Linked DNA regions of Mus musculus: regions 1 and 2 are each linked to region 3. The links are chromatin loops, found by intact Hi-C in ENCODE. Cell type or tissue: left cerebral cortex. All regions are shown on one strand.

Region 1 (8,000 bases), 97 kb after region 3:
ATCCGACACCCTCTTCTGGCCTCCACCGGCACCAGGCACACAAGTGGTACAGATTTACATGCAGGAAAAACACCCATACATGTAAAAAAAAACTTTTTAAGCTACTTTATTGCCACCTAGCAAAAGTGGTGTTATTTTTATACCCCAAGCAAATGATGATTTTAATGTGTTGTGTCTACATATACAGAATGTGTATGCAGTCTAGTTGATACTGGGTATCTTCCTTTATCAATTCTCATCTTTTGAGACTAGATTTCTCAGTGAATCTATGTGAAGCTCACAGACTAGAAATAGCTGGCAAATGAGCTAAAGAGATTCTCTGTTTCCATCCCCCAGGGCTTGTGATATACAAATTGATCACCAAGCCTGCTGTTTACATGGGTGCTGGTATAGCAACACTGGGTCACTAAGTCCTCATCCTAGTCCTAGGACGATAAGCTAAAGTATTTCTTTCTACAGTCCTTCATTTCACCTCAACTGACAAAAGTAAACTTTTGGCAGCTCAAAGGTTTGCCAGGCTACCAATGAATAGCTCCCTGGAGAGTTATATCCTTCCCTCTGAATGAGAAGCAGACTTTTAAGAAGGAAAGCCATATTTTAAAAGTAAAAATAAAAGCTCCTAAATTCCTGAATTCTCTTTATAGAAATCTATTTTGTTTCAAGAAATATACTTTAACAGTAAACCTACACATTCAATTTTACTCATTAGGACAAGACATAGATGCAAGCAATAGAGAACTCCAAAATATACTTATTTTTCTCCTTGAGGTCTGTTTAAAAATGGTGGTAAGCATACCAAATCTGAAAATCAGAAAGATGTACAAGTTTTTGATTTTGAACCAGTCAAGGTGCTCTTGAGAGGTGGAGTCAGAAGGATCAGGAATACATAGCAAGTTCAAGGTTATCCTTGGGCTACAAAAGATCCTTTTAGTAAATTCTCAACTTTACAGTATTTCAGAATTATTAGTTTAGGTGTGCTATGATTAGGCCATGAAACTAAAGACTGCAATAACTACAGTCTACCAACCACTTTCTAATTGGATATGAGGCCACCTCCATCCAAGAGAATATAGGTCTAATACTATAAACCTGATCAACTTGTCTACGCCTGGGGAGGTCATAGGCAGACCCAAAGATTTTGGCCCTCTGCTTATGTTTTGCTATGTAGACATTTAATAAAACTGTCTTCTAAACATTTATGGGTTTCTTTTTAAATTTTGTTTTGTTCTTTTTTTCTTTTGACTATGTTGAATACAGCTACCCAAACAGACAAAAGATGGTGCTGGATCCCCTGGAGTCAGTTACTGGAAATTATGAGCAACCCCATGGGATACTGGAAAATAAACTGGGATCCTCCAAAAGAACCTACGTGTCCTTTATTGCTGAGCCATCTCTCCAGGCTCCTAAAAATGTATGTTTATACCCATAAACTAGTGCTGCTCTCAACCTTGGGCATACAAACACATGTTTGTTTGGTTTGGTTTTCCGAGACAGGTTTTCTCTTTGTAGCCCCGGCTATCCTGGAACTCACTCTGTAGACCAGGCTGGCCTCCAACTCAGAAATCCAGCTGCCTCTGCCTCCCAAGTGTTGGGATTAAAGGTGTGCACCACCACTGCCTGGCCACAAACATTTCTTATAGCAAAGCAAGATGCTTAATGGAGATTTTCTAACTGGTCAAGCTGCTGAGAATAAGTGACTGTTGACTGCTTGGTTCTAAATGGTACATAGTATGCCCTCTCCAAAGCTTAGGGGGAGCAGTATAGAATTGGGAGAAGACCATCAAGAGTTGGAAATTGGGGGGAGTGTTATGAAGCATGGATTTCTGGAAATGGTATATCCTTTGCAATCACAGATATGGAAGAGCTGAGGTCTCATGTACAAGACTGTGCCATCAAGGATGATGGAGGACTCAGGAGGTCCCAACTCGTCCCTGAAGTGCATTTGAAAGTTACCAGCTACAGGGAAGAAGGATGTCATTTTCTTTAGTGGTATAAAATAAGTACTTATTTGTCCAGAAAACAGCCTCCTGCTCATGCTAGGTGGGAAGAAGGGAGTCAGTGAGAAAGAAGGGTATAAAGCAGGGAAAGGAAAGGGGGTGGGGGTTAACAATGGTTATATTTTGTATATAGGTATTGTCAAATCTTAAAAAAAAAAAAAAAAAAAAAGACTATAAAAATTCCAGATTTCAAAAATAAGATTAGAAGGATAGTGGTGTCTGCCTTTAGTCATAGCACTACAGAGGCAGAGACAAGTGGATCTCTGAGTTCCAGGGCAGCCAGAGCTATATAGTATGAGCCAGTATCCAAAACAAAAACAAAAACAAAAACCTCAGAAAACTAACTTCTAATTCAAATATCCTGTTTTATCCTCTTTAAAAATTTTCAGAAGAAATCAACCTAAATATCTTAAATGTTTAGATTCCACAAAACAGATTAGCCAAATTTAACAAATATGATAGTGAGTTGTCCACAAAAATGATACAACCAGGTCTGTGGAGGAAGAGGCAGAAAGATACTCTGGGAGTTTGAGGTTACCTGGCCTAAAGCAAGGGCAAGTAGGCCAGAGCAACATAGCAAAAAAGTTAACATATTTAATTAAGTTTTAATTAACCCCGGAACGTAAACTTTTTTTATAATATTTAATGCAATTCCTCCAATGTACACACTCCTTTGCTTGCTCTCAAGTTAATAGCTTTTCTTTCTTTAATTACTCTTGTTGCTTTTGGGGTGTGTTGTTTACTTGTGTGTATTCCTATTGGGTTTCTCACCACACCAGGCTGGCCTCAATCATGACAATCCTCATGTCTCAGTACAGAAATTTAGTTACCTTGCTCAATCTTTTTGAGTCACAGAATTACAAGAAAATTAATGTTACATAAACCTAATTTTGAAGATGTTTAAATGTTAAGAAATAAAAATTAGGTTCTCTAACATCTGGTTGTTTCTAAACCAAACATCCCCACTCACAAAAAATAAAAAATCTTTTATGGTCCTACCTAGAAATATGTCATCCTGGTGTCTTCTGTGGTTTTTTTTTTAATTGTACTAGCTTTTTATTTTAAGTATATGAGTGTTTGGCTCACATATTTGTACACCACATGCATGCCTGGTACCTCCAGAAGAGGGCATCAAATTCCCAAAGATGGGTTACAGACGGTTTTGACTTGCCCTGTGGGTACTCAAAAGAGTTGAACCTGAGGCCTTGGGAAGAGCAGCCAATGTTTCTAATAGGTGTCCTATTTGTTTATCTACTTATGTATTCAAAAGTATAAGGGTGTTTTTGTTAATTTCTGCTGAATGAAAAATGTGGTCCAGTGGGGGGGGGGGGGATCTTTGGAAGCCACATCATTTTTAATTCCTTTAAATTTACAGAACTTCCCAAAGCCAGATGCATTAACTAGAAATTTTGTACCACCATCTTATAGATTCTGAATATTATAAAATATTTCTATGATATATACATAGGAAAATAAAAAGGCACCTCAAAAAAAAAACCACCAGATAAAATACGTAAGAAAAACCTGACATTAAGCATAGGGGGGAAAAAAGGGGGTAGAAGAAAAAAAAAACCAACTTACCAGTTTAACAGCCTCTTGTGCTGCTTCTTTTGTACAAAAAGTGACAAACGCATAACCTCTGTTGAGACCAGTGAGCGGATCCATCATTAAACGAAGATCCCATATAGGTCCAGCTTTCTCAAATAATGGAACAAGCTCATCCTCAAACAGATCTCTGGGGATCTTCCCCACAAATATCTGGAAAATAAATATGAATTCACAATCATGAAGAATTCTTTAGGAAACTAGATAGCTGTGGGTTTTTTTTTTTTTAACTACAAATGGTACAAGTTTAAGTTTCTTTACCTCAGTGCCAACAGAAGGCTGCTGACCTGAATAAACGGAATCTGGAGGTGGTCCTCCATACTTCCTCTGACCTGTAGTCACATCAAGTGTGTAGCCTGTTCTTTCCAAAAGTGCCTTGAAAAGTTCAAAATGTTATTAATGCTTCATTCACAAAATACAGTTATTATTTAAGTCAATCCCGTTCAAATATTTCATTATCTTAGCAACATTCCTCCATACAAATTTATAAGATCTGTTTTAGAATTCTCCCTTTTATGTATATCATCAACATTTCAGATTCCTGTGAATATCAGTTTTTATTGGCCAGTTAATTACTGAGCAATAAAAATTAAAATCAATCCATCAGCAACCTGCAAGATGTATATCCACTCTGCTAAGAAAAACCTCATTAAAAGCAAGCATGGCTTTAATCCCAGTACTCAGGAGGCAGAGCCCAGTGGATCTCTGAGAGTTTGAGACCCGCCTGGTCTACAGAGACAGAGTTCCAGTTCCAGAGTTACAGCCAGGACTACATTGAGAAAGAAATTCTGTCTCAAAACAAAACACACACACACACACACACACACAAGGAAAAAAACAAAAAGGAATACCTCATTAAAACTGCAACAATTTGACTACTACCCAACTCTGGATTTCTTATACCCCACCCCAAGATACACAATACCATTTATGGGCATTTTGTCACCTCCAAAGATACTGCTCCATGCCTTAAATCGTTGTCTATAAACTTGGGAGGCTATATGAAAAGCTTTTCTATTACTTTCTGTCAAAAGTGTTATGTGTCACAAACATGCTTCATTAAGAAGAAAATAGCCACAATGATTTTGAAAAGCAATAAGAAACTACAACCATAAGCTGGGCAGTGGTGGCGCACGCAGACCTTTAATCCCAGCACTTGAGAGGCAGAGTTCGAAGCCAGCCTGGTCTACAGAGTGAGTTCCAGGACAGGCAGGGCTACATAAAGAAACCCTGTCTCGAAAAAAACCAAAAAAAAGAGAAACTACAACCATAAGTCTAGATTTATCTCCCTCAACTTGTTATTACATCATTACAGATACAAGTGACAAAAAAAACATATGTAACCTGTCTAGCCATTTAAGCACAAAATACCCGTTCTCTAATCTATCAACTATGAAAGTTCTCTAAGTAACAAAACTATTGTATGAGCTGACAAAGTAAAAAGACCATATCACGAAACTTATCAAAATGTTGTTAAGAGATTGGAGACTGAGTCACCTCAATCCCCCATAATGTAATCTGTTTTACTCAAAGTGAATTATATATGAAATTGTGGGAGGGACTATATATAGGGTGTTTGCTTAATGTAACCTATTCCCCCCCCAATAAACTGATTGATGCAAATGTATCAATTTAAAAAGTATTCATAAACTTTGAATCAAAGTTTCACAAAAAGCTGTATGATCTAAATAGCTTTTTTATTAGCACTCAAATTTTATTCCTTAAAGGTATAATAACACTATGAAGGGCTAGAGAAATGGCTCAGTGGTTAATAGCATTAAGGCCCCAAGTTCAAATCTAAGCACCAACTAACTCTTTTCAGAAATTCTTAGTAAATTTTCCAATCACACTGACACAATTGCAATAGAGATTACAATCCCCCCCCCCTTTTTTTTTTTTTTTTGGTTTTTCGAGACAGGGTTTCTCTGTGTAGCCCTGGCTGTCCTGGAACTCACTTTGTAGACCAGGCTGGCCTCAAACTCAGAAATCCGCCTGCCTCTGCCTCCCTTGCTGGGATTAAAGGCGTGTACCACCACGCCTGGCTTTATAATCCCCATTTTTATTGGAAAACTAAATTCATTCACAATCATGTGTAAAACTCATGATTTCTGTTAACTAGTAATTTCATTTTCCAATCTTGTCCACATGACCTACGCTTTCTTTTCCAATACAGGTAAAATATACATTTATGCCCTTCTTAGCAACTGGTTTTCTTAAACCATAGCCCTGCCTCAAGAAGTGGTACCTTATTAAAGAATACCAACTAAAAACTAATATAAACCATACTCTTTTAACTTTAAAATCTCACCAAGAACACTACCTTAATTATGAGGCCATTTAATCTTCCTGTGACCTTAAATCCAACCAACCTGAAACAAAAGATACTTTCACTCCCACCAATTGTCTATGCTTTCCATAGATGGTTGTAGAAATAACCCAATAAAAGAAACAATTCTTAAATTCTAAATTCATTGGGACCCTAGCCAAAAACAAAAAACAAAAACAAAAACAAAAAAACCCGCTTTAAATTTTTCTTACAATTTGGAATTGACCGCACAGGTTGGATTTAGTGGCCAGACAAAAGTCAATGACTTTGAAAAAAACAAAAATAAAACCGGATATAGTACTTCCCAAAGTCTAATTATTACAAGACAATAACCTTAGAAATATATACACCCCATGCCACACTTCAGGACTATTTAACAGTTAGTAAATAACTGAGACGGACTTAAAGCCACAGAAAGCTTTAGGGACATACCTTAATCTTTGCCTCATCTGGTCCTTTACTAGAGTCTGCTACTTTGGTCCCCTGTTTTTCTCTCTGCCTGTAAGTCTTCATGACTCCACATAAAAAGGCACTTTTGTTCTGTAAAGACATTTACCATTCATATTTAACATTAAGTTTATGTCTAATAAATTTAAATTAACACATCAAAAATATTTTTTTAATTCTTTCTACACTGACATGAAATTAACATTACCTGAACATGAGAGAGATCACTGTCTTTAAACTGTTGAAGCACTGCCAATGCGCCGTCTTCATTGAACTCTTTTAAAGCTTCGATAGCTCTTTCATCTAAATCACTATGTGCAACTAGCCCTGGAGAAGAAAAAATTTAGTGAGTTATCACCTTTTAAATTTTCTAAATTATTTCATCAGAGTCCTGCATTGGGTAATACAGGTACACATATGACAATGATTCTACCCTCCTTGCCCTCCCCTTATCTACATAATGAAAAACATACTAAAGTCCTCTTAACCACACAGAAAGGAGTCAACGTATTATATCCTGTTTTTGTGTCCAAGTAGTCCTGAACACTGCAATATTTCTACAGTAAATATATAGGCCTACAAATCCTAAAGTCAACCAACACAACACCAAGTGTAACAACTGAACCTCTCCTCAAAGTCAAGAACCACTAGAAAAAGGAACCACCACACCAAGAAAGACAAGAACTAGCCTACAGTTACCAAGTTATTAAACAAGAATCCTGCTATAAAAATACCTCAAAAAGTCACATGGGCTCCTCTCAACATTTAGCAGCTGTTGCTACTATCATATACTATCCATCAGGCCAGACAGCCTTCCCCTAGGGAGGTCTATTCCCCCATTTCAGCCCTCCCTCTACACTTTAACCTCTAAGCTCAAACCTAAATTAACCAACTATCAGAACAAGGCAAAGCTCCAGTTCCCACGTTTATTGGAAACCACAAAAAGTTGCTATTTTAGCTCAAAGCCAGAAATCCAATAGAAAAATTTCATAATGTTATTTTGCAAGTGTTAGTTCTTACCTGCAACGTAAATTTCATCTAGTTTTTCAGCAACTTTCTGTGGTAAACCAGCATCAAGCAATGTCTGAAAATTTTCTGAATGGATAACTGCTGAAGTAGTATCCATGGGCTCTTCAGTACCATTTCCATTAACATGTTCTGTAGCCATGTTTCCAGAGATCTGTTCAAACGCAATAAGCAAAATTAAACTAGGATCTTCAAACAGAATAGAGGACAATGACAGTCCCAATCTTTACTTTCTCTACCACTTAACTACAACCAGCCAGCCTGAACCTCCCTTGAAAGAAACCTTAAAATCACTATCGCCTGACAAGCCAGATTTTGGAGCTCGGGTACAGAAGGACCGATTCACTAGATTCTTCCTGAGCACCACCCCTGACTTCACCTGCTAACACTCACTGAGAAAAACCTTATTACAAATGAAGCCCAATCAGCACAGCGACCGGCCCAGCCTGCCACATGCAGCAGTTCCAAAACGGAGAATAAGGTGTGTGAAGCAAGCAACGCTGGGCTTGTCTCTCTCCAAGGTAAACCAGAAAGTGCGCTTTTCCCGCCTGCCGCTTATAGATCAGTAACAACAGCCAGCGAAGAACAAAGCGCTCACA
Region 2 (8,000 bases), 86 kb after region 3:
ATTTGGCTTTATTAAAAGATTTTCCTTTTCACTATTTTTACTTTAAAAATAATGAGACCAATAAATATTTGCTTAATTGGATTTGTTTTTTGCGTATCCTCTGCAATTCTAGAACTCACTGTTTCTGTAGACTAGGCTAGCTTTGAACTCACAGAGACCCATCTTGCTCTGCCTCACCAGTCCTGGGTTAAAGGCTGTACCACGACCACTGCCCAGCTTGAACAGACTTCATAACCTGAACTTTGCCTCCAATTTCTAAAGCACATAGACTTCTAAAAATGTTGTTTTAATTTAGATGCCTATGGAATGTCTACAACTTATTTACCTTGACAGCACCATCTCTCTCATCAAAATGAATGAAAGCATAATCTTTTAGCTTCTTTACTCGTTCCAGTTTCCCAAACTGACTAAATGACTTTTCTAAAATTTCTTCTGTTACCGTGTTGGCAAGGTTGCGTACAAACAGCACTTTTACCTGAAATTAAGAGAAAAAAAATCAAATTTCCTAAATATTACTAGAGTTCAATTTCCAAAAGCATAAATTCTATAAGTTAACTAAAATTACAACCACTAAAAGAACGTAAGTTTTAACTCCTCTTAGTAAGTAATAAGGAGTGCGGTGCTGGTCAAATCAAAGAGGCCTCAAAAAACAGGTATTAAACAAGTTATACTTTGAACAGTACTCAGTTATCATTAGTTAAGTAAACTAAAACGAAGTAAAACTACACACATGTTGGGATTACAACTTTTTAATACAAATGTGTGAGTATGTGAGAGACTATATATAGAGGATCAGAAACTTAAGTGATGCAACTCCTGAAAAAGATAGTTTCTAACACAACTAAACATAACTCTATGAAGAGTTATTTCTATTTTCACTTTCCATACACACAGGCATTTCTTAGTGTACAACTCTAATTGCCTAGCAACTATACTTTTACCATCAAAAACTACCACTTAAAACAAGGCATGCAATTTTTTATATGTATTATATCTCAAGCCCCTCCTACTAACTACACAAAAAAATAATTATTGTAAAATTACCTTTGCCATAACTTCAGGATCAGGATCTTCAATAGGATCAGCCCACTCAACAGTTCCAACATTTCCCCAGACTTTGACTTTACCACTCATTAGCCTACGTCTTGCCTGGGCAGCTGTTTTGTGATCTTCATATTCAAGAAAGCAAAAGCCTCTGTTTTTTTTCTTGTCATCAGGTTGGTGGTATAAAATGACATCTGTGAGACCCTCTAAAATTAAACAAGCATTCCGGAACAATAACAAAAACATGTAACAGCAATAGCTGTGTTTAACCAAGATACTATATTAAATAAAAGTGAGAAATAATCTTATTTTCTAAACTAGACACTTTGACAAAGGATGATTATTTTGAAAAGGATCAAAGACATGCATTGCCTATTATCTCAACATTTAGGAGGTTAAGAAGGGTCATAAATTTGAAACCAACCTGAACTACATAATGAAAACAAACTTTCAAAGGAAAGGCTCCAATAACTTTCCATATCAAACTTGCCCAAATTTTAAACCAACAAAAGCAGTTTTTTTAACTTGCCCCGAGGACCATTTTAATTCCACTAAATCCATCAGAGGAAAATGGGAAGAAAAAAAAACTTCTATAATCTAGAAAAATATCAGCAAGCGTTGTCAAACATAGTTAAACTGATTCATCACACTAAAATTCTATTTGAGAAGGAGTAGTGACATGTACAAGAACCCAGGTCTTCAGCATAAGCAAAAATATTACTAATGAAATATATCCACAGTGCTTGGTTTTTATGTGTTTTTGAATAAAGGTCCAGCTATTTTGCCAGGTCTAAAAATTTATTTAAATGACTTCTGCTCTCAACTATCAATTGCATTACTTCAAAGAAAAACAGTAAGATATACTGCTACTACCAAACACTTTTCTGTTTCTAGAGACTTAGCAGACTAACTTTCTAAACACTGTACAGAGTTCAATTAAAAAAATATACCATATTAACATCTCTGCTTAAAGCACTCAATCCTCCTTAATATTTAACAATTAACATATAAAAAACAGAAATACATACAAAAGACATCCAACAATTTTGAAGATTATATTATATTCCCTAAATCTGAATTTGTCTTCTGTCTAAAATTTTACACAGTGTCTCATGCAGAACAATCTGGCCTCAATTCACTATGCAACAGACTACTACCCTGAACTTGCAACTACCTTGCCTCCTCTCCCCATATACTTGAATGACAGGTGTGCCTGGAACACTATTATCTGGCTTTTATGTAGTGATAGGAATCAAACTTAATCCTAGATGAACACCCTAACCTTGTAGTCCTAAATTATCTGAAATGCCATGAAATTACTCCCCTAAACCTCTACCTGCGCTTGCTTTATCTTTTCTTCTTTAAATTTGTATATATAGATGTTCTACTTGAAGATATGTCTGTGCCTGATGCCTGCAAAGGCCAGAAGACAGAGGGTTAAGAGCAATCAAGTAGGTCCTAGAAATCCAACTCTGGTCCTCTGAAAGAGTAACCAGTGCTCTTCACTGCCAAGTCATCTCTCCAACCCAGTGTTTGCTTCTCTAAATAACAATGTTACTTAATTCATAAAACTGAGGTGAAAATTAGGGTTTTTTTCCCCAAAAATGTTTAGAGCAATACCTGGCACACACACACACAAGTTTTCTTCATTACTAAAAAAAATTGTACCTTTTGCTAATTAAATCCAACTTACCTGTCACTTTGCTAAATTCCTCAAGAATCTGCTCCTTGGTTTTACTCTTAGGAATCGAGCCCACAAAAAGCCTATTGTTGGCAACTGAGATGCAGACACCAATGTGCTTCCCGGAACGAATTTCATGATTATTATACTGAAAGAGAAAAGGTATACCATGTTTAAATTTATCAATTTGCTATTAACTGTAAAGATTCTCAATCATTAGCCAACAAAACTTATTTCCTCCCCCCAAAAAAAACTTTTAACAACACTTTGTATCGTGTATTTTCAGTTTTTAAAAAGTCTATCTTTTCCTTATAGGAGAAGCATATAAAAAGGTGAACTCTTAGGAATGCAGAAGGAAAAAAAAAAGATACAAGGTGGGGTAAAAAGAAACAGGTTTGGACATGATCAAATTACATTCTAGAAATGTATAGGGATACCACAATGAATTTTTTTGTAAAATATCCAATAATAAAATAAACATTTTACTGTAATTCCTATTTTAGAAAGAATGATAGCCGGGCAGTGGTGGCGCAAGCTTTTGATTCCAGCACATGGGAGACAGAGGCAGGTGGATTTCTGAGTTCGAGGCCAGCCTGGTCTACAAGGTGAGTTCCAGGACAGCCAGGGCTACACAGAGAAACCCTGTCTCAAAAAAATCAAAAAACAAACAAACAAACAAACAAACAAGGAAAGAAAGGAAGGAAGGAAGGAAGGAAGGAAGGAAGGAAGGAAGGAAGGAAGGAAGAAAATAAATGAATCTGAAATCCAAAGATTTTCCCTTAAACACCAAACAAAATCATGGTTTTAATACCTGTTTAGTTTATTGAATACTGTAATACTGATTCCACAGTATCTTAACCTCTAAAAATCATTCATCCATTCAGTTGTTCAAGTTCAAGGAAATCTCATTCAAGATGATCAGGTTTCCTCCCTCCAAGGTAACCATAGCATAAATACATTTTCTCATTCCCACATCCTTTAGTAATAAGTTTCAATAAAGAATACAAAAATAAATAAAAGATAATCAAAATTAAAGTTCACATTATTTTATCTATAGTTCAGAACAGATTCCTACCTTCATGATCAAACTAATTACAGATTCACATCTAATTCTCCATTTTCATATCAAACACGTGACTTTTAAAGTTTCAGTTTTTGCCTACTGAAAAGAAAATCTTAGGGCTAAAAAGATGCCTCAGAGGTTAAAAGAACTTGTTAGTCCTCCAGGACTCAGGGTTCCTCCAGCACCCATACAATGGCTCCAGTTCCAGGGGCTCCAGTGCCCTCATCTTGGTCTGCAGTTGACAGTTAACATACATGGCAGACACACGTGGTTCACATACATAGCAGGCAAAACACCCATTCACATAAAACACTAGTGCTGAAATTCAAGTCTCTGTTTACTATACCCAGAGATACTAAAAATCCAAGCTAGTTTTCATTTCTTTATATACAGAGCTTTTCAGACACGTAAGTTTTGAACCTCTAAACCTTAAAAAACAGAGTTGGGGGTTGGATTTCCTTAGTCGTATTAACTGCTTTTAATTTGGTCATCTGGTCTGTAACTGAACAAAAACAAGTTATGGCATGCCTTTATTACTCCTAGTATCCCAGAGGCGAAGCAGGTGAACTCTCGAGTTAGAGGCCAGCCAGGTCTACACAATGAGCTCTAGACTAGCCAGGGATACATAAGGAGACCCTGTATCAAAAGCAAAAGAGAAAAGAAAAAACTAATGTCTCGGTTAAACCAACAAATTATTATCGAAAGCAATCAAAATCCTTAGGAGAAACCTAGGAAAGGCAAGACAAAAGTTTCATCAAAGCAATAGCTATCAGAAAATCTAGGGCTGGAGAGATGGCTCAGCAGTTAAGAACATTGCTCTTCGAGAGGTCCTGAGTTCAATTCCCAGCAACCATATGGTGGCTCACATCCATCTGTAATGATACCTGATGCTGTCTTCTGGTGTGTCTGAAGACAGCTACAGTGTACTTGTATATATAAAATAAATAATTCTTTAAAAAAAGAAAAGAAAATCTAAGGGTTGAGTGTGATATCCACCCACACCTTTAATTCCAGCACTCCAGAGGCACAGTAAGTAGACCTCTTTGTTGGAATTAGAAGGGCAGCCTGGTCTGGTTTAGAATTAGTTTCAGGATAGCCAAGACTACGTAGAGACCCCATGTCTAAGAGAAAAAATAAAACCTTAAGGGAAGCCACCTATCTGTAAAGTAGCAAGTACTTCCTTCAACCACCATTAGAATGCCGCTTCTAAGTAATGTCCTTCCTTCTAAACTATCACATCATGCCTGCATCAACACTGGTTAAAAATATGATTTTATGATTGACAAATTTCTGTGAACAATAAGATTTGTTGTAATTTATTGAATAAAACTTTTCACCCATATTTGACTGAACAAAAAGCTGAGGGCAGTGATACACACCTGTAATTCTATCATTTGGAAGGCTGAGGCAGGAGACCAGCAAGGGTTATACAGACAGACTACAAAGGACAGAAGAGAGGGGAGGAGACAAGGAGAGCAAAGAGAATACATGCCTCAGTTGGGGCAAGCAACCCTGAGTCAATAGCAAGAGTACAAATAACCTGATTTTATGAGGTCTAAGTTAAAATGACAGGCTCTAACTTAAGACACTGGCACTTTCAGGCTATTACTATCAGTACAGCATGATGGTATGAAGGATGACCAAAATGTTCATATTTAGCAAAATGGGATCTCAAAGTTTCAAGATGAAAAAGAATAAATTTCCGACAATTCATCAATGTGGGGAGATGGCTCAGGAGGGTAAAGTGCTTGCCAACCCAACATAGGGCCCAGCGTTCCCATGAATCCACGTAAAGTCATCACAGTAGCACTATAATAACAGCACATCTACAAAGATAGGAGGCTGAAACAGGACAATCCCTGGAAAAAAATCACTGGCCAGCTAGCCTGGCATACATACATAACTGCAAACCACAAAGATACCCTAATCTAAATAAGGTCCAAGAAGACTGACCAACACCTAAGATTGTGCTTTTACCAGCAGCTAGCTCTGTAAGCACAGTGGCACATGAGCAGCTGTGAGCATATGCACGCAGGTACCCACAACACAATATGTCTAAAGAGCACCTGTGCGCGCGCGCGCACACACACACACACACACATACACACGACAAAAACTGTCTCTCAATGACCACCTGCACATAGTCTCACACAGGTAAGACAAAACACACACAAATTTAACAATGTCAGGTTTGAATTGTGATTCAAGTGGTTACTCGGTCTTACTCTTCTCACCAAAGCCTATTTATTTTAAAACATTAATTAGAAAGTTTTCTCTGTGCTGAGGCAAAAAACTTAGCTCCTTAAAAATTCTACAGTGAAATGTGCTTCCGTACTCAAGCAACTCTTCATATGCTTGCACATGATGCTCAGGACTTACGTTGTTCTTTATGTTTGACTGATCATTCTTTCCCAATAATGGCAAGCAAAACTACCTACCTCCAAGAAGTCAGCACTCTCAAGTATCACTTCAAAGTGTCATCTACAATATAATATTGGTAAATACAAACTGAGATTGAGGAGACTACTAATTAATCCACCCACAGACATATACATCTTTCCTATAGTCTGTTACCTTAGCAGCTAAGCCTCACTTTACTTACATCACTTATACAAGGATTTATCTATACTTTGTGAACTATCTTACCTAGGCTATCAAATATTTCAGACTCTTAATTTTCTCATCCAAACTACAATCTTTTTCTTCAAAACCTGTGACCTCTTTCTATTGTTGTAATCTTTCATTTGGCCTTAAGTTTTTTTCATTCAAACACTTTCCATTATTCAACCATTCGTGTCATGCTACCCACTCCAAGGCTCAAAACTTGAGCAAGAGCTTTGAGTTTTATAAGCAATCACCTTCTGTCACTTGTTACAGACTTATTTCCACTGTTGCAACTAGCCACATTTCATTCATTGTGCTACTCAATCTTTCAAGCTTCATCTACCAACTTTAACCAAGTGAACTATCCTTTTACCTTTCTCCTTTATCTTTTGCCCCATTTGCTTGCACTTCAGTTGTAAATAGATAACCTATCCTGTCCACATAAACTCTCTAAAGTCAACAATTTATAATCTGTAGTATAAATTGTCATGCTGATATTTGCTCTCATATAATGACTATACGACTTATAAACACATGTGACATGAAGGCAGAAAGGGAAAGAAGTAGACTAGCCAGGGAGAAACACAGGAGGCAGTGAGAATAAACAAAGTACTGCGCTCTATGTGCTGAAATTTAATAAAGAAAACTGTATACAATTTAGTAATTTCTCAACTATTTTCTAAATTCCTGTTAAAATATTTCATGAATCTGCCTTGCCAGCTGCCATTTATGGTTATACACACATGATGGCAGAATATACACAAATCCATGTACTCATGTTTGTGTTTGCAACATCCTGTAACAACACAAATTAGCCTCAAAAACTCACATCAAGATCCTTGGCCTCATGCATGCTTTAACTACAAACCACCAGACAAAACACAAAGGTAAGGTATGTGGTTTGAGTGTCTAAAAGGAGGCTGGAGGTAAAACCCTCTCCCAAAAAGTCAATACTAATAGAATTCATTGTCAATATGCAAGCAGACATCTCATCTATCAGTGTTAACCCAGATATTAGCCAGAGTATTTTTCACCAGGTTATTTTCACTCTGGTGTACTGTTGTCATAGACCCTGCAGCCACCATCCACTGGCTCCACTTTACCAGCATAATACAAAATATACACACTTTTCCGTCCACTTTCCTAGTTTTGGTTTCTTAGGTTTTGCTTCTTTTGTTATTGGGGTAAGGCTGTATTTATTTTACATGTACAAGTGTTTTGGCTTTGTTTATGTGCCTGGTAACAGCAGAAGTCAGAAGAGGGTCTTGGATCTCCTTGAACTGTAGTTACAAATGATGGTGAGCCACTAAGTGGATACTATAAGCAAAACCTGGGTCCTCTGTGAGCACAGTATGTGCTCATAATAGCTGAGCAATATCTCCAATCCCTGGGTTTTGGTTCTACATTGTTTTTTGTCTCACATATCCAAGGCTGTTAGATAGACAAAGATAACCTCTAACTTCTGATCCTGCTGCCCTCTTCCTTCCGGGTGCTAAGATTATAGGTATGCATCACACACTTGATTTATGCATTATCAAAAGAAAAACTTTTCTTTATGGTATCTCCTGTGTTACATCCCCAACCCCAACCCTATTTCCTGATTTTTTT
Region 3 (8,000 bases):
AAGAAGTGGGAGTGAGTGGGTAGGGGAGTTGGGGGAGGGAGGATATGGGGGACTTTTGGGATAGCATTTGAAATGTAAATGAAGAAAATACCTAATTAAAAAAAAAAAGAAGAAGAAGAAAATGTGTTGTGTATGTATATACATGAACCAGCATGGCTAGACACACAGAAGAGAGACTTTGAACCTTGGCCCACTTGCTTCTTCACACTAAATACAATTGCATTTGACGCAAAAGAATACAAAGACTGTGGGTCTTACTTGTTTGCTTTCATTCAAAAACAGCAACACAGGGCTGCAGAATGGTTCAGTAGACAATGTGCTTGCCATGCAAGAATGATGACCAAAGTTTGAATTTCCAGTGTCTACATAAAAGTCAGAAGGTTTGTGGGCATGCCTATAATCCCAGTACTCCGGAGGCAGAGACTGGAGAGGGCATGAGCAGCAAACTAAAAGCTCCAGAGGCAGCGAGAGAGCCTGCCTCAGTAAACAAAGTAGACAGTCATAGAGAAAGACACCCAGTACCAACCTCAGGTCGCCAGACAAACGTGCACACGTGGGCAAGAGCATCCACACACATGTACTCAAACACACACAAACACATGCACACTGCACATACAGAGAGGGAGGGAGAGAGAAGGAGAGAGAGGGAGAGAGACTCAAAAAGCCCTAGCAATAAGTGGCATATGTTTTAGTAAAATCAAGACAGTAAATACAAAAGGCCGTAATACCTAAACCACTTTTTATTGCTATTTGTTAGTCTTTATTAAAACAAAAAATATATTCCAAACACTAAAGTACATGATATTTATAAAAATATACAAAGTGAAAAGTACATTTCTATTATTCTGGTATGTTATTCTATACCAAGTGTTTACATCCAGGATGTCATGGAGGTAGCTTCCTTTTGTACCTAAAGTAAAAATAAATCCATTTAATAGGAGACAATAGCACAAGGTTCATTTTTAATTCCTAAAAGCTCTACTATAGTAATACTCTATGTGAATGTGCGTGTGTGCACACACACACACACACACACACACAAACACACACACACACAGTAATCCACACCCTTCCTGGCACAAACAGCAATTAATAGCAATGTTTTGTCTCTGACCTAATAAAAGCCTCAGAACTAAAAGCTTTCTGGTATTCATTCTAAAGCAATTTAACATAAATATTAACATTTCCACCCTCCTTTAAAAATACTTTTAATACTACTAAAATTTGAAGTTTCCAATCAATAGATGAACAGCCAAAATCTGGTTTCCCTACTCTATAGAAGTGAGTTTTCATTACAATGCCACAACCTTGAACAGTTCCTGGTTTTGTTTTTCATCTAACTAAATGGATTAGTCAAAAAGTAAAGGAGCTAGAGAGATGGTTCAGCAGTTAACAGCTCCTGCTGTGCAATTATGAGAACAAGAAATCTGATTCCACCACCCATGTGACAAGCCAAACACTTATAACCACAGCTCATCACAACTCCTAAGATGACAGACAGGAGAACTGCTATGACTTTTTTATTAACACACACACACACACACACACACACACACACACACACGGTTGCCCACCATGACTGGACAGTAAGCTCCTATTTATGAGGATACCACACACTTGGCTTACAGTCCACAAAGAACTCAGTGTGGAACTAAGGAACTTCCTCCCTGCTGGCGAGGTTTCGAAGTTTCAAAAGGTCCTACACAGGCTGCTAGGGAAGAAGAGCGATCAGTGGTGGGCTAACCAACAACTGCTGAACCCTGCAAGCAACAATGTGAACCTGCCCGGCAAGACATGACCTTAGGATAGTAGCAAGGCTGTTATGGGGCTAAAAAACCTTTTTCTGATTTGATTTGAGGGCTGCTCCTCAGTAGCGAACTCATGCCTGATACTGTAAATCCGGTCAGTAACCAATGGGTGAAGAAATCATAGGCCCTAGGAGGTATTTGCCAAAAAGCCTTGTTGCCCAAGTACCTTCTAAATATTTGTATTTATACCATAGACGAGCCCTGCTCTCAGCCTTACTCAGAGGCGCTACTCTTTGCTGTGGGCAGTAGTTACAGCATAGACTCCTCGCTGGTCAGAGTGCTAAGAGTGAGTGACTATGAAAGCTCAGCCCCAAACGGGACATTTGTATCAACTCCCACGTCCTAAGGCTCAGGACACATCTAAGAAGAGGGAATGCCAGTGCCTTAAGATGGGGAGGCATGCTGTGACATGCTGTGACACTCATAGACTCACAGTAGCTGTGGGCACTGGACAGGATAAAAACAGCCATACTTAAGACTCTGGCCTCTAGTCAGCCATCATTGGAAAGAGAAGCCCCTTGGTCTTTCAAACTTTATATGCCCCAGTACAGGGGAATGCCAGGACCAAGAAGTGGGAGTGGGTGGGTAGGGGAGCAGGGCAGGGGGAGGGTATAGGGGATTTTCGGGATAGCGTTTGAAATGTAAATGAAGAAAATACCTAATAAAAATTTGAAAAAAAACCCCTCTGGTCTCAATCCCCAACATCTCAAAAGTAATAAATAAATAATAAATAACAACAGCCTGAGTTCGGCCCCTGACCCCACATAGTAGAAGGAGAGAACCAATCCAGCAGGTTTTCCTGTGAGCTTCACACTTGCATCGTGGTGTGTTTATATATGTATGCAGATGGGTGCACAAATACACAATCATCAATTAAAAAAAAAGTTAAAAACCACACACACAGCAGAACTTCTAGGATACATGGGGGTGGGCTCAGTTGATGGCTGTCTATCTGAGAGGAGAGAGCACGGTCCTTTTAAGAGGGTAGCCACTGGTAGGCTGCTCATGCTTCAGTGGACGCCCCCACACCTATGCACATAAAGGCCACACTAACTGGGCTCAGTGGGTTATTTTAGAGCAAAGGAAATTGGGAGGGAGATTAGAGAGAGGGGGTCCAGAGGGAGTTAGGCCATTAAAGGGTAGATGGATAAGTACACGGTATACGTGCATGAAATGTTCGAAGAACAAAATTTTAAATTGTATTTAGAAAGAAGAAAAGTTCAACATCCTCAATATTAAATATAGTAAGAACACCATGCTCTAACTCCAAATCATTTTGTGTTCTTGGACTCACAGATCCATGTTGAAAAAACATTCGTCTCTGATTTATATAGCAGAAAATGTTGCAGATGATAATCTGAACAGCTAGGCCCATTCTGATGATAAGATTAGTCACATATTCAGCTGAAAGCACAGTAAAGGGCCCTTATCTGCTTGTATGGTAAGGAGGAACTAAGAACTTGAAGGCAGAGACTGGCCAGGGTCTGTTACCTCAAATCTAGTCTACGTCTGGACAGTCGTGTTAGATGAGGACACTACAAAAGGCCACTTGTGTCAAGCTGTTCAGCTTTCAAATGGTTGCAGTCACAATGGCTTACTACCATTTTCATCTCTGGTTAAATGTCCATATACTTTCCAAAGGAGAATGAAGAAATTCCTGCTTCCCAGTTACCTTATTTAGCTCTGGAAACAGCTCCTGTATCACAATGTCCAGCAACACATAGGTCAGCTGCAGCACAAAGACATGTAACAAAATGTAAGGAACTAGACAGAAAAGTTACAGGCACGGGAGCCAGGACCACGGTAAATCTCTACGCAAGTCAGCGGGAAACGTAACGGCAATGCAAAACACGCAAAAAGGTGTCTCTAACACCACCGACAATGCTCCATCCTTACATGCATAGTAGAGACCTTTGTGAATAAAATAACTGGCATTACTATGCTTCACCCATTCTATGTAAATTGTTTTGAACAAATTTTAAATAAACAAGTATGAAACTGATATTATATTAACATTTCAACAAAATATATAGCGACTATATATATAAAAATGTTAACTGGTATTCTTTGACTTAAATTAGCAAAATGTTTATACTATGTCAGAAATTTTCTAAACATCTAAAATTTTCTGGTAGAAGATATATTAACTTTAAGCAACCATGCATATCACAAAGAAGTAAGAGAACCAGCAGAAACAGTACATACAGATTTTCCCATCTGAACGTTTAGATTATTTTAATGATGGGCTAGATGTCGTGTAGTGACTCACACAGGTAATAAACCAGACATCCCGCTGCTCAGCAGCCACACCAACGCCCACCACCTCCCTTACCTGCTTGTTGAGCACTGGCTGCTGCAGGCCATCAAACAGGAGTCTGATGCTTTCGTACTTGGTTTCTTCACCGATACACTTGACTATCAGATCTAAACAGGAAAGCCACATATGAAACAGCTCACAGTGACTCACCACCAACCGCCTCTTAAAAGCCACATGCCTCCTCTGTTCACAGACACCACATAAAAGCTCCAAGTCAGTATTTCTCAAACCAGTTTCTACAAGAACCTCCTAGAAACAAGTCTCATGGTCGGGTCAAAAAAAAAAAAAAAAAAAGTAGTAGTTATTATTAATCCCCCTTTCAGAAGTTCACAATGCACAGGATATACTATAGTATATAAACCAACTACCACTAAGTGATAAAAGAGACTTAGAAAACATATTTTATTATACATCAGGGTAAAACAAAACCAATTTTTAAACTATGTATTTTGAATGATGTGTTGTGTTTGTGAAGAGAGATGTGCACCTGAGTGTAAGTGCCCACAGAGGCCAGAGAGGTGGGAGTTACAGGCAACTCTAAGCCACTAACTAATGTGATGGTCTCTGCAACAACAGCATGTGCTCAACAACCGAGCTGTCCCTCAGCACCCCAAACAACAGGATTTAAACTCCCTCTTTATATAGACACATAAAACCATACAGAAAAGATGTCTATGACCAGATATGCTGGACAGCTCTAATCTCACCATTTGGGAAGCAGAAGCAGGAGGATAAATGCAAATTTGAGACCAACCTGGTCTACACAGTAAGCTCCAAGCCAGCTAGGGTCACACAGCAGACAAATCATAAAGCCCTGATTAGTGTGTGAGTAGAAAAACCCGTGTCCTAAATTTTAGGGGTGAGCCTAAAGTCTCCTACAGGTAACACCAGCACTACAAAGACTGAAGCAAAAGAACTGTTGCAAGATCAAGGCTAGTCTGTGCTACAGCTCAAGAATCTATCTCAAACAGACAGTATTAGTAGTATCAACAAACGGACAAGTTACCTTTTCTTTTCTTCTCTTTTCTTTTCTTTAATTTTCTTTTTTTTTTTTTTTTTTCGAGACAGGGTTTCTCTCTATAGTCCTGGCTGTCCTGGAACTCACTCTGTAGACCAGGCTGGCCTTGAACTCAGATATCCACCTGCCTCTGCCTCCCAAGTGCTAGGATTAAAGGCATGTGCCACCACTGCCTGGCCAAATTACGTTTTCTAATGAGTTATATTATTTCTAAAATAAAAACTAACAATAACAATTAGTTTCAATAATTATACTGCAACTTCAAAGTGGTGCCAATCTATATACAATTGAGTTATTTAAATATCATACCTGGAATGTAATTCATCATTTCTTCAAAAGTCTGTTTTGCTCCTTTTTGCTTATCTTGGAGAGAGCGAGGTTCAGTATTTTCACAAAATATAGCATCTAAAAATGAGTACAGGAAATGTATACAATTATTCTCCAATTTATACGCAAGTATATTCTAGTAATAAAAATGCTGGTTTAAAAATACCTGGAAAAAAAAAAACACAAAGGTAGACCATGATACAGACATGGTCATACGAACCTCTGAGAAGGGTGATGAGGGAGACCAGCCGGTGCTCCTGAAACAGCTGCTCCAGCTTGCACTGGAGGTAGTAGTCTGTGTACATTTCCAGGGTGTTCTTAAAGAGGATTCGAGTTCCCATTAGAAGATGATGAAGCCAGTCTGGGACTTGAAAAACTACTCGCCCTGAGGAAGACCAATTAAGAATCAACTGAAATCTGTTGTCACTCAGAATGATCAATGAATAAAAGTAACAGTGGTCATGTTCAAGGCCAATGTAGTAAATCGGTGAAAAGAATTTCTTTCACAAAGTTGAGGCAGGCTGTATCTGAATCATGAGGCAGACTAACAAAGAACAACGTGGACCATTAAGCCTTACCTACATACATCAGGTAATCATAGACTCCGTCCACAGTCATCACCTCCATGAAGTAGTTCTGATTTTGCTTTCGCTCTGTGTTCTCAGCGCGGTTTGCATTATTCTTAAACAGATCGTTGAAAAGCTAAAGTATAAGTTGAAATAATAAAGAGACAAGTAGTTTATTGCATTTATTGACAGTAATCACTAACGTTAAAAGAATACAGCAAAATGCCACATTAGGAAAGTTAAAATCTGCTTTCAAACTTTCTCATTCATGACCAAAGCTATAAAAAAAAAATCCCACATATTTCTCTCAAAACATTAAATAAAAGCTTGTATTCACTTTTGCCATAACAGTTAATTTACTAGCCATAAAGCATCTCTTTTCTTTTCCTTGTTTTTCACCCATTTTTTGGTTGTCTGCTTTATGGTGCTTGGATATTCTAAACCTATCCAAGACCCTCAAGTAAGCCAGGCAAACATCCTATCACTAAGTTGCATCTCTGCCCCCTCATTTTTATTTGTTTTTTCGGTGAGATGCAGAGACGTGGCAAAGCTATGTAGCTCCAGACTGGCCTCAAACTCACAAACCTCCTCCCTCAGGCTCCCGAGGCCTGGGTTCTACAGGCGTGCACCAGCACCTCACCTCCATTGTGCTACTACTGCAATTGGTTTTTTTGGTTTTTTTTTTTTGTTTTGGTTTGTTTTTGTGGCTGTTTAAGACAGGGTCTCCCTCTTAGCCCCAGCTGGCCTGGAATCCAGTCTGTAACTCAGGCTGACCTCAAACTCTTGGCAGTCCTCTTTCCTAAGCCCTGCATATAGCAATTCACACTCCAGCATAACCCCTCTTCCCTTATGCTTTCCCCAGGCCAGTGCTCCATGATGCTATCCATCGGAGAGCCAATATTCTCTCACTCACAGGTATGCTTAGAGTGAAGTTAGCCTAGAGGAGATTCTGACTCTTCACGGGGTTCTGAGTTTCAACATGAAAGTACACTCAGAATCCAGGAGAGAAGCGGATACTCCCGGGCACATGGTGTGCACGTGTATCTGTCTTAAACTGACTCTGCAAAGCCACAGCTCTCACACTATGAGGCAAGAACAACTTACAATGATGGCTGAAGAGACAAAAAAATTGAGGTGCGTGCTTTAAAATTTCCTCTTGAAAATGTTTTATTCTATGCTATGATTATCTGTAATGGGGTTTCTACGTTCAACAAAGGAGAAGACCAGGGTGGTGGTGGTGGGGAGGGGAATGGGGCGGGGAGTCACAAGTGCTTTGTCTGAACTGTCTGCAGAAAACAGTGACCCATTACTGCAAACAATAGTAGACTTAGAGTGGAAATGTTTTTTTGTGTGTTTGTTTGTTTTTTTAATTCTAAATGTAGGCAATTCACTCTTTTTAAAGTCTGGAAAAGATTAGATAAAAAATAAATAGGCTTGGCTGGAGATGGATCAGAATAAACAGAGACAGAAATAGTGGGAAAGGGGGAAGAAGACCAGAGGAGAAGGTTAGAAGATGCTGGAAACATAATGAGCTGGCACCAGTGCTGAGAGGAGGGCAGTGAGGCAGAGATCAGAAAAAACCAGGCTGAAAGGCCCCAGCCTGGGCTACCCTGCAGCCTCTCCAGTCCAGCCCGCACCGCCAGCTGTCCTCAGCATTACCCACACAACATACTCTTTACATAACATACGGTACCTTCTTGTTGTTTTCGGAAGTGGGGCTGAGAATCGTCAGTTCTGGCCGACTCGGTTTAGGTTTGGGAGATTCGCAAGAATTAATGAAACTCATGATGAATGGCTCCAAATGCTGACCTTTCTGTGGGGACAGAGGAGATATGAGCTAAGCCACCACAGTTCATCAATAATTAAACATGTCATTTATAAATATATATTAATTCATAATTCACCTCTTTCATTAGTTTCCCAGGAACAGACTTTATAATTTTTCCTGCAATTAAAAATAAAAC

What was found. A loop is a pair of places that touch in the nucleus more often than their neighbours do. Peaks named below come from ENCODE experiments on the same cell type or tissue, not always from the same donor. Only the 100,000 strongest peaks of a DNase experiment are listed, where the experiment ranks them.
Region 1: a loop joins it to region 3, with 2.3 times the contacts of the local background. A loop is called at or near these places in 4 of 42 quality-filtered maps.
Region 2: a loop joins it to region 3, with 2.1 times the contacts of the local background. A loop is called at or near these places in 4 of 42 quality-filtered maps.

The regions. Positions count from the first base shown.
Region 1 is chr9:88,473,211-88,481,210 of GRCm38, forward strand. Syncrip (synaptotagmin binding, cytoplasmic RNA interacting protein) reads right to left here. Exons shown (of 11, transcript NM_019666.2): 2 at 7,396-7,555; 3 at 6,584-6,702; 4 at 6,361-6,468; 5 at 3,864-3,977; 6 at 3,579-3,755. The coding sequence starts at 7,543. Among named protein-coding and RNA genes, the nearest start is that of Syncrip, 5.2 kb to the right of the region's middle. In left cerebral cortex, a CTCF peak has its summit at 3,112 (motif pointing right); a DNase peak (open chromatin) is centred at 3,142; H3K4me3 peaks cover 793 bases; H3K27ac peaks cover 33 bases.
Region 2 is chr9:88,461,911-88,469,910 of GRCm38, forward strand. It overlaps Syncrip (synaptotagmin binding, cytoplasmic RNA interacting protein), which reads right to left. Exons shown (of 11, transcript NM_019666.2): 7 at 2,738-2,873; 8 at 1,045-1,250; 9 at 326-475. Among named protein-coding and RNA genes, the nearest start is that of Syncrip, 16 kb to the right of the region's middle. In left cerebral cortex, no CTCF peak of the experiment used is centred here; no DNase peak of the experiment used is centred here.
Region 3 is chr9:88,376,030-88,384,029 of GRCm38, forward strand. It overlaps Snx14 (sorting nexin 14), which reads right to left. Exons shown (of 29, transcript NM_001359958.2): 22 at 7,941-7,981; 23 at 7,730-7,849; 24 at 6,049-6,172; 25 at 5,691-5,855; 26 at 5,453-5,548; 27 at 4,141-4,232; 28 at 3,481-3,537; 29 at 726-910. The coding sequence ends at 872. Among named protein-coding and RNA genes, the nearest start is that of Nt5e, 52 kb to the left of the region's middle. In left cerebral cortex, no CTCF peak of the experiment used is centred here; a DNase peak (open chromatin) is centred at 4,260.